Regions from separate parts of the Homo sapiens genome. Here region 1 is linked to region 2. A link is a loop called in an ENCODE intact Hi-C map of the cell type or tissue named here. Cell type or tissue: K562. All regions are shown on one strand. Each heading gives the region's core, and the rest is flanking DNA. Links, peaks and the distances in the headings are about the cores only.

Region 1 (4,379 bases), core at 262-4,261, 59 kb before region 2:
CGCCATTGTCATCCTGGCCTGTTCTCAATGAGCTGTTGAGTACACCTCCCAGACGGGGTGGTGGCCGGGCAGAGGGGCTCCTCACTTCCCAGTAGGGGCGGCCGGGCAGAGGCGCCCCTCACCTCCCAGACGGGGCGGCTGGCTGGGCGGGGGGCTGACCCCTCCACCTCCCTCCCGGACGGGGCGGCTGGCCGGGCGGGGGGCTGACCCCCCCACCTCCCTCCCGGACGGGGCGGCTGGCCGGGCGGGGGGCTGACCCCCTGACCTCCCTCCTGGACGGGGCGGCTGGCCGGGCAGAGGGGCTCCTCACTTCCCAGTAGGGACGGCTGGGCAGAGGCACTCCTCACCTCCCGGACGGGGCGGCTGGCCGGGCGGGGGGCTGACCCCCCCACCTCCCTCCCGGACGGGGCGGCTGGCCGGGTGGGGGGCTGACCTCCCCACCTCCCTCCTGGACGGGGCGGCTGGCCTGGCGGGGGCTGACCCCCACCTCTGTCCCGGACGGGGTGGCTGCCGGGCGGAGACGCTCCTCACTTCCCAGACGGGGTGGCTGCTGGGCGGAGAGGCTCCTCACTTCTCAGACAGGGCGGCTGCCGGGCGGAGGGGCTCCTCACTTCTCAGACGGGGCGGTTGCCAGGCAGAGGGTCTCCTCACTTCTCAGACGGGGCGGCCGGGCAGAGACGCTCCTCACCTCCCAGACGAGGTCGCGGCCGGGCAGAGGCGCTCCTCACATCCCAGACGGGGCGGTGGGGCAGAGGCGCTCCCCACATCTCAGACGATGGGCGGCCGGGCAAAGACACTCCTCACTTCCTAGATGTGGTGGCGGCCGGGAAGAGGTGCTCCTCACTTCCTAGATGGGGTGGCAGCTGGGCAGAGACGCTCCTCACTTTCCAGACTGGGCAGCCAGGCAGAAGGGCTCCTCACATCCCAGACGATGGGCGGCCAGGCAGAGACGCTCCTCACTTCCCAGACGGGGTGGTGGCCGGGCAGAGGCTGCAATCTCGGCACTTTGGGAGGCCAAGGCAGGCGGCTGGGAGGTGGAGGTTGTAGCCAGCCGAGATCACACCACTGCACTCCAGCCTGGGCACCATTGAGCACTGAGTGAACTAGACTCCGTCTGCAATCCCGGCACCTCGGGAGGCCGAGGCTGGTGGATCACTCACGGTTAGGAGCTGAGACCGGCCTGGCCAACACAGCGAAACCCCGTCTCCACCAAAAAAATACGAAAACCAGTCAGGCGTGGCGGCGCGAGCCTGCAATCGCAGGCACTCGGCAGGCTGAGGCAGGAGAATCAGGCAGGGAGGTTGCAGTGAGCCGAGATGGCAGCAGTACAGTCCAGCTTCGGCTCGGCATCAGAGGGAGACCGTGGAAAGAGAGGGAGAGGGAGACCGTCGGGAGAGGGGAGAGGGTATTTTTTTTTAATAGAGATGAAGTTTCACCGTGTTAGCCAGGATGGTCTCGATCTCTTGACCTGGTGATCTGCCTGCCTCGGCCTCCCAAAGTGCTGGGATTACAGGTGTGAGCCACCGCGCCTGGCCGATCCCCAACTCTTTGAGAGCCTGGACAATGTGCTCTGCATTCTCCTTAGGGTCTGTGTGTGAACTAACAAGCTGAGAAGTAGGTAGTCCTAGCCTCACTTCAGAGATGAGGAAACTGAGGCATACAGAGGTTTGGTAATGAGTTAGGAGACAGAACTCGACGCTGGAGGCAGGGCCTGGATAGCAGTCGAAATTGAGGACTAGCTGAAATAGGTCCAGGGCAGAATCACCTTCCCATAAGACACGCCTGCCAGTGGGCCATGTCAGTTTACCATCACCATGGCAACACGTGGATGCCCTTTTCCATGACAATGACTGGACAACCCGGAATTTACTACCCCCATTCTAGAAATTTCTGCATAAATCACCCCTTAGTTTGCATATAATTAAAAGTAGGTATAAATATGAGTGCAACACTGCCTCTAAGTTGCTGCTCTGGGTGCCCTGGTAAGGGGGTGGTTCTGCTCTGCAAGGAGCAGGACCTCTGTTGCTGCTGTGCGTGCTGCTGCTTCAATAAAAGTTGCTAACACCATCGGCTCAGCCTTGAATTCCTTCCTAGACAAAGCCTAGAAGCCTCTGGGCTAAGCCCGAATTTGGGGGCTGGCCTGCCTTGTATTCATATGCCCATGAGCACACGGCCAATAGGTGGTGGTGCTGGGATTCACACCAGGTGTGGGGCTGCAGCTGGGACATGAGCAGTGTGGCCTGGCCTGTGAGGGTCTCTGTTGGATTTGCGTCTGGCCACGTTAAGCAGCCATTCGTAGGCATGGAGCTTTCCCTCTTCAGATGGTTTTCCTTAGAGGGAGATAGTTGCACAGACCTTTCTCATAAATAACACCCTAGACAATTGTGCTAGGTCCTTTTTATCTTTTCAGAACAGGAATGCACTTTAAAGTTAGGAAACAGGACGTAATGAAAGAGCATGTAAATTCAGAATGCCTGTTGTGAGTGTTGAAGTCATTTTGTGGGAGAATGGTTACTTGTCTCGTTCGAGGTTGGGTTTAAGCTCCACAACAGGGGCTGGGCACAGTGACTCACGCCTGTAATCCCAGCACTTTGGGAGGCCAAGGTAGACAGATCATTTGAGGTCAGGAGTTCGAGAACAGCCTGGCCAACATGGTGAAACCCCGTCTCTACTAAAAATACAAAAATTAGCTGGGCGTGGTGGCATGCGCCTATAATCCTAGCTACTCGGGAGGCTGAGGCAGGAGAATCATTTGAACCCAGGAGGTGGAGGTTGCAGGGAGCCAAGATTGCACCACTGCACTCCAGCCTGGGTGACAAGAATGAAACTCTGTCTCAATAATTTAAAAAAAAAAGAAAAAAAGACCAGCCTGGGCATTACATAGCGAGACCTTTTCTCTACAAAAAAATGAAAAAATTAGCCAGGCATGGTGGTACGTGTCTGTAGTTCCGGTTACTTGGGAGGCTGAGGCAGGAGGATCGCTTGAGCCCAAGAGACTGAGGCTACAGTGAGCTAAGATCGTGCCACTGCACTCCAGCCTAGGTGACAACAGATCAAGACTCTGTCTCCAAAAAAAAGAGAGAAAGCTTTGCAACGTGTCTACTGAAAATATTTAGTTCATTCTGGACAACTGGGTGTAGACAGTCTGTTTCCAGTTGAGTTCAACATAAAATCTCCTTGAATTGTCAGCTCTGAAAAAACAAATCACTTCTTGAATTTTGTGAGGCACAGGCTGAGTTCCCTTAAACGCGTTAAGATAATCTGAGCATCCTGGTTAACCAATCTTGGAGTTTTGGGGTCTGTAAGACACCAGATGAGAGTCCAGCCTTCTGTGCATGGAAAACTAGGTCTTCGTGTTCAGTGCAAATTTAGCCGTGGGGGAAAAACTGACTAAATATTTCTCTTCCTGTGACATTTTTCACAGTTCCTAATTTGTTCTTGCTGACTTCTGAGGCGTTACATTTTCTGGTTGATTAATTGCGTTCCTTGTTGTCTACCCTTAAGGCAGCCAGGAGAAGGAAGTGCGCCTTCTTCCTTGCTGTGCTTGCCATAGATCAATCAAGGTTTGCTGAAATGGATTTAATTGTATCTCACTTGGCCCATTATGCTGGCTGACTGCTTGGAATTTTCTTGGAGGGACCTTATTTGGTGGCCAATGAAGGTTCTTCTCCATTTGGCCTCTATGAGGATCAAGACAGACTTAGCCCCGTCAGATATTTTGGAATCTTTTCACTTTCATGTCAGGAGACCCTAGAAAAAAACCGGAGTCACTTTCAGACCAAACCAACCACCAGCCAGGAGGAGGGTTAAAAAAGAAAACGCAAGAAACCAGGCATGGGTGGCATTTAGTTAAACAGAGACGAGGACTCTTTTTGGAACTCCAAACTCCTACTTGGTAGGTTATTCCAAGATTCCCCCAATTTGCTAAAATAGTATTCCTTTTTAACTCCGGAACAAATCGCTGGGCCTCCCCTCAGATAAACATTCCCGAAATGAGAGACCCGAGAGGTGTTTTGAGGAATGAGCTGAAGTCCAATGGGCCCTTTCAGAAGGGGGTTCCGGGGGATTGGTGGGACGGATGGCTCTGATGTCCTTGGCTGGCTCCGCTTGTCCCTTGACTCTGATTTGAGTCAGAGGAAATCATCTGAGCGGTGAGTATTTCCAGCACCACACTTCAGTTTTGTGACGTGGAACCAGTGATTTTTTTTTTCCCCTTTGTGGTCTGGTCTCTTGCATCTCCCATGTCCTGCTTGTGTGTGGGTGTGCGTGGGGGGTTCATATGCAGTTCCCTGGGTCTCAGCGATGGATGGCCCGTGCTCTGTTTGTAATCATCCACGGAACCTCAGGCGTGGTCTGGTTCCTGATGAGAACAAGATGCC
Region 2 (4,379 bases), core at 282-4,281:
CAGACCTGCCCCATCCTTACCTCCTAGCCCCATCCTCGATGGTCTCTCCTTCTTGCACTTTGCCCCCAAAGCCATTCCACCGGCCGGCCCCGAAGCCTCGCTTTTTCATGCCCAGGAGAACTCGCTGAGGCTGCAGGACCAGCACCAGGGTATAGAGCCTGGAGGCGCCCATGGTCCCTGGGTTCTGAAAGGAAGGTGAGAGGGCAGAGTCAGCCATGACGTGCGTGGAGGAAGCACGTGCCAGGGGCCAGGAGGAAGGGGACGTGCTCTGGGAGGCAGTGGGGGGCGGGGGGGTATGCTGTAACTCCCCAGCCCTGCCACGTGTGGCTTCCCTTGTGGCAGGTGGAAAACTGCCATTGAACCAGTGATTTTCTGGGGTAGAAACAGAACCCAGTGGTCAGCAGGGCTGATCAAGCAGAGCAGAGGCCGGCGCTACCTTCCTTCTCCACAAGTCAGTACTCAGGTGCAGAGGACAACATCACCTTTCCAGAGCGTGCTCTTGCTCCTGCGTCTACCCCCAGGAACCCCCTGCTTATAGGCACACAGTGAGGAACAACAGTCCCCGTGCCTGATTGGCACCAAAATAACCACGCAGTTTATCCTGTGGTCCTCAGGTCAGGCCTTTGGATTAACAGGAACTTCTTTCAGTCTAGTGGGACCTGGCCTCTCTGTAGCAGGCTTCCAGATTCCCAGGAAATGTGTGGCTGTAGACACAGGTCCACCCAGCCAGGCCCGGCTAGTCCTCCCTCCTGTGATAGGAGTTTATACCCCACCCACTCTGCTCCTGCTGTGGCTACTGTGGGACCTGGCACCCAGGGGGGCCACTGGAAGTCACAAGGGTCCTTCCTGCTCCCATAGGTGTGCAGGTCCAGGTCCAGAGGACTCTGAGGGCGATGCCTCCGCCAGGTCCCTGCTGAAAAAAGGACCCTGGAGAAATGCTGGAGGGCCAGGACCAACTTTCCTTTATTTATTTTGAGACAAGATCCTGCTCTGTTGCCCAGGCTGGAGGAGAGTGGCGTGATCGCGGTTCACTGTAACCTCCGCCTCCCTGGCTGAAGCCATCCTCCTGCCTCAGCATCCCACATAGCTGGGACCACAGGCATGAGCCGCCACACCCAGCTAATTTCTGTATTTTTAGTAGAGATGGGGTTTTGTCACGTTGCCCAGGCTGGTCACGAACTCCTGAGCTCAAGCGATCCACCCACCTCAGCCTCCCAAAGTGCTGAGATTACAGGCGTGAGCCACTGCGCCCAGCCAGGACCAACTTTTCTGGGGTCCACACCTGGACAAGACACAGGGTTCAGGACCAGTGATCCTTCTTGGAAGTTGTGGTGTCTGAGAAAAGGGACCAGATGATAAGGAAGGGGGCAGGGAAGTGCTGGGTAGAGGAGGGCGTGGTCTCTGGCCAGGGCTCCACACCCAGGCCTGTGCCCAGGGACCTGGGTGAGGACAGGCATTTCTGTTTTTTTGCCCAAATGTTGCATTTCCCGAGCCCGCCACGTCCCCGTCCTGTGCCTATAAAAAAACCCCAGTGGTTTTTTATAGTGGGCAGAGACACAAGCCGCTGGACGTCAAGAGGACGTGGAAAGCACACCAACAGGCACCAGCAGGCCATCAACTGATGGAACCATGAGTTTGGCAGGGGCGGTCAGAGGAGAGCCCAGGCTGCTCAGCAGCCCGACTCCAGGGGAAAATCACCTTCCCACTCCAACTGCCTTCTGGCTCCCCCATCTGCTGAGGGCTAATTCCACTCATAAAACCTTGCACTCACTCTCCAAGCCGCCGTGTGATCTGATTGCTCCAGTACATCAAGGCAAGAAACCTAGGGATACAGAAAGCCCTCTGTCCTTGCGATAAGGCAGGGAGTCTAACAGCTGACTAACACAAGCCACCTACAAGGCTAAACTGAAAGAGCACCCTCTAACACATGCCTGCTGGGGCTTCAGGAGCTGCAAACATTCACCCCTAGACACTGCCGTGGGGTGGGAGCCCCTCAGCCTGCCTGTCTGTATGTTCCCCTAGAGGCTTGAGAAGCGGGGCACTGAAGAAGTGAGCCACATCCTCATCGCACGCCCTTCGAGGAGGACAAGGGAACCTTTCCCATTTCACTGAGACTGGGTCCTGGTGGCGGAGGCAGGTCAGACAGGGTAAATGGGTTTGTGGCTTAGTTTCACACCAGGCCCGTGTACTTTGTCCCGACACTGATCTGTTTCTGCCAGAAGCCACGGTTTCCAAAGTAAATTTTTGTGATTTACTCCTGGTCTCCCCCAAGCCTCCGCCCCGCTCTCCTTGTCTCTCTCCCAAACCCCCGGCCCCGCTCTCCTCGTCTCCCTCGAGCCCCCGACCCTGCTCTTCTGGTCTCCTTCGAGCTCCCGGCCCCGCTCTCCCCCAAGCCCATGGCTCAGCTCCCCTAGTCTCCTGCCGCCCGCTGGCCCGGCTCCCCTCCCTGGTCACCACGACTCCTGGAATCCCCGCGCGCGCTTTTCGTACCTGCACCGCCGCTTCCGGGGGCGTGGCCTCTGACCGGAAGTGAGGCCAGGCACTTCCGGCGGCGCGCTGCAGGCGCGGGGAACACCAATGGCGGGGTGAGCTGGGCGCTGCTGCTGCGCGTGCAGACAGCGGGAGTGGTTGGGGGTCCGCCCGGTCGCCTTCCTCGGTCCTGGCCTCGGGGCTGGGTGCCGAGCGCTGGGCACCGTCCCCGCACTCAGCGAGCGCGACAGGGGCGAGGCCAGGATTCCGGGTCGCAGTTCCCCGGGAGGAGGGCGCCCTCAGGTCTCCAGGGGCAGGGCCGGCGGGGCCGTGGGGAGGCCGGGGCCGGCGGCGGAGTCCAGGTGGGGGGCGCAGCGCCGGGGCCCAGATCCAAGGCGCCGGGGGCGAGCCCGGGGCGGGATTTCGCTTCTGGGCCGGGTAGCTCCATTGCCCGCGCTTCCTGGGCTGTCGAGTGGGCCCTGGCCCCCGGGACCGGCTTGTGCCATTTTCCCGGGAGACCCCTTAAGCGAGGGGAAGACAGCGACTCACGGTCAGCAGTCAGTGCCTCCTGGCTTGTCAGCACGCTTTGGTGTTGCAGAAGCTAGAAGCTTTGGCCTTGGAGCCATGAGGGTGGTAACTTTTATTTATTTATTTAAATCAGAAAGATGGACATAGAGACCGGGCTTGGTGGCCCACACCTGTCATCCCAGCACTTTGGAAGTCTGAGGCAGGAGGATCGTTTGAGCCTAGGAGTTCGAGACCAGCCTAGGCAATGTAGTGAGATGCCATCTCTAAAAAAGGTTTTTAAGAATTAAAAAAAAAAAAAAAATTAGCCCAGGCATGGTGGTGCACACCTGTAGTCCCAGCTACTCAGGAGGCTGAGGTGGGAGGTTCACTTGAGACCCAGAGGTTATGGCAGCAATCAGCTGTGATTGTGCCACTGCAACTCCAGCCTGGATGATAGCAAAACAAAAATGGCCGGGTGAGGTGGTTCACGCCTGTAATCCCAGCACTTTGGGAGGCCAAGGTGGGCTGATCGCCAGAGGTCAGGAGTTCGAGACCAGCTCGGCCAACATGGTGAAATCCCATCTCTACTGAAAATAGAAAAATTAGCCGGAAGTGGTGGCACACACCTGTAGTCTCAGCTACTCAGGAGGCTGAGGTGGGAGGTTCACTTGAGCCCCAGAGGCTGTGGCTGCAGTCAGCTGTGATCATGCCACTGCACTCCAGCCTGGGTAATAGTAAAACCCTGTCTCTAAAAAAACAAAAAGAAGAAAGAAATGCCTGGGTGCAGTGGCTTACACCTGTAATCCCAGCACTTTGGGAGGCCAAGGCGGGCAGATCAGCGGAGGTCAGGAGTTTGAGACCAGCCTGGCCAACATGGTGGAACCCATCTATACTGAAAATACAAACATTAGCCGGACATGGTAGCAGGTGTGCCTGTAATCCCAGCTACTTGGGAGGCTGGGGCAGGAGAATTGCTTGAACCCGGGAGTCGGAGGCTGCAGTGAGCTGTCACTGCACTCCAGCCTGGGCGCCAGAGTGAGACTCCGTCTTAAAAAAAGAAAAAGAGGACATAGAACTTCCTTGGTGAGGTTGTTGTCAGAGTTAAACAAGGGGAGGTGTGTATAGCTTCCACCTGCTTAGCTATTGTGGGCTGTGAATAAATTGTTACATTTATTGTAACAATTGTCTAGAGAATCTTGGAAATTGTCCTTCAACGATTGACACAGGTTTAGTTCAATTTTATTTAAGACATGTAGGTGAGAGGATTGTTTGAGCCCAGGAGTTCGAATCTGCGTTGAACCGTGACCTCACCACTGCACTCCAGCCTGGGCTATAGAGCGAGACCCTGTCTCGAAAAAAAGAAGAAAAAAAGAAATGTGACAGGCCAGACCCTCTGTACTAGC

The links. Hi-C counts contacts between places; a loop is a spot of excess contacts. Peaks named below come from ENCODE experiments on the same cell type or tissue, not always from the same donor. Only the 100,000 strongest peaks of a DNase experiment are listed, where the experiment ranks them.
Region 1: it touches region 2 in a loop (3-fold over the local background); 43 of 110 quality-filtered maps call a loop at or near these places.

The regions. Positions count from the first base shown.
Region 1 is chr7:2,299,117-2,303,495 of GRCh38, reverse strand. The region is part of intron 1 of SNX8 (sorting nexin 8); the gene reads left to right. Among named protein-coding and RNA genes, the nearest start is that of SNX8, 13 kb to the left of the region's middle. RefSeq lists enhancers at 749-1,249, 1,752-2,252, 2,253-2,302. In K562, for the core only: a CTCF peak has its summit at 2,207 (motif pointing right); a DNase peak (open chromatin) is centred at 2,431.
Region 2 is chr7:2,240,368-2,244,746 of GRCh38, reverse strand. It overlaps MRM2 (mitochondrial rRNA methyltransferase 2), which reads left to right and starts at 2,542. Exons shown (of 3, transcript NM_013393.3): 1 at 2,542-2,585. The coding sequence starts at 2,578. NUDT1 (nudix hydrolase 1) reads right to left here and starts at 2,521. Exons shown (of 4, transcript NM_002452.4): 1 at 2,491-2,521; 2 at 21-184. The coding sequence starts at 172. RefSeq lists a silencer at 2,616-2,835 and an enhancer at 3,158-4,009. In K562, for the core only: no CTCF peak of the experiment used is centred there; DNase peaks (open chromatin) are centred at 1,846 and 2,496; H3K4me3 peaks cover 2,210 bases.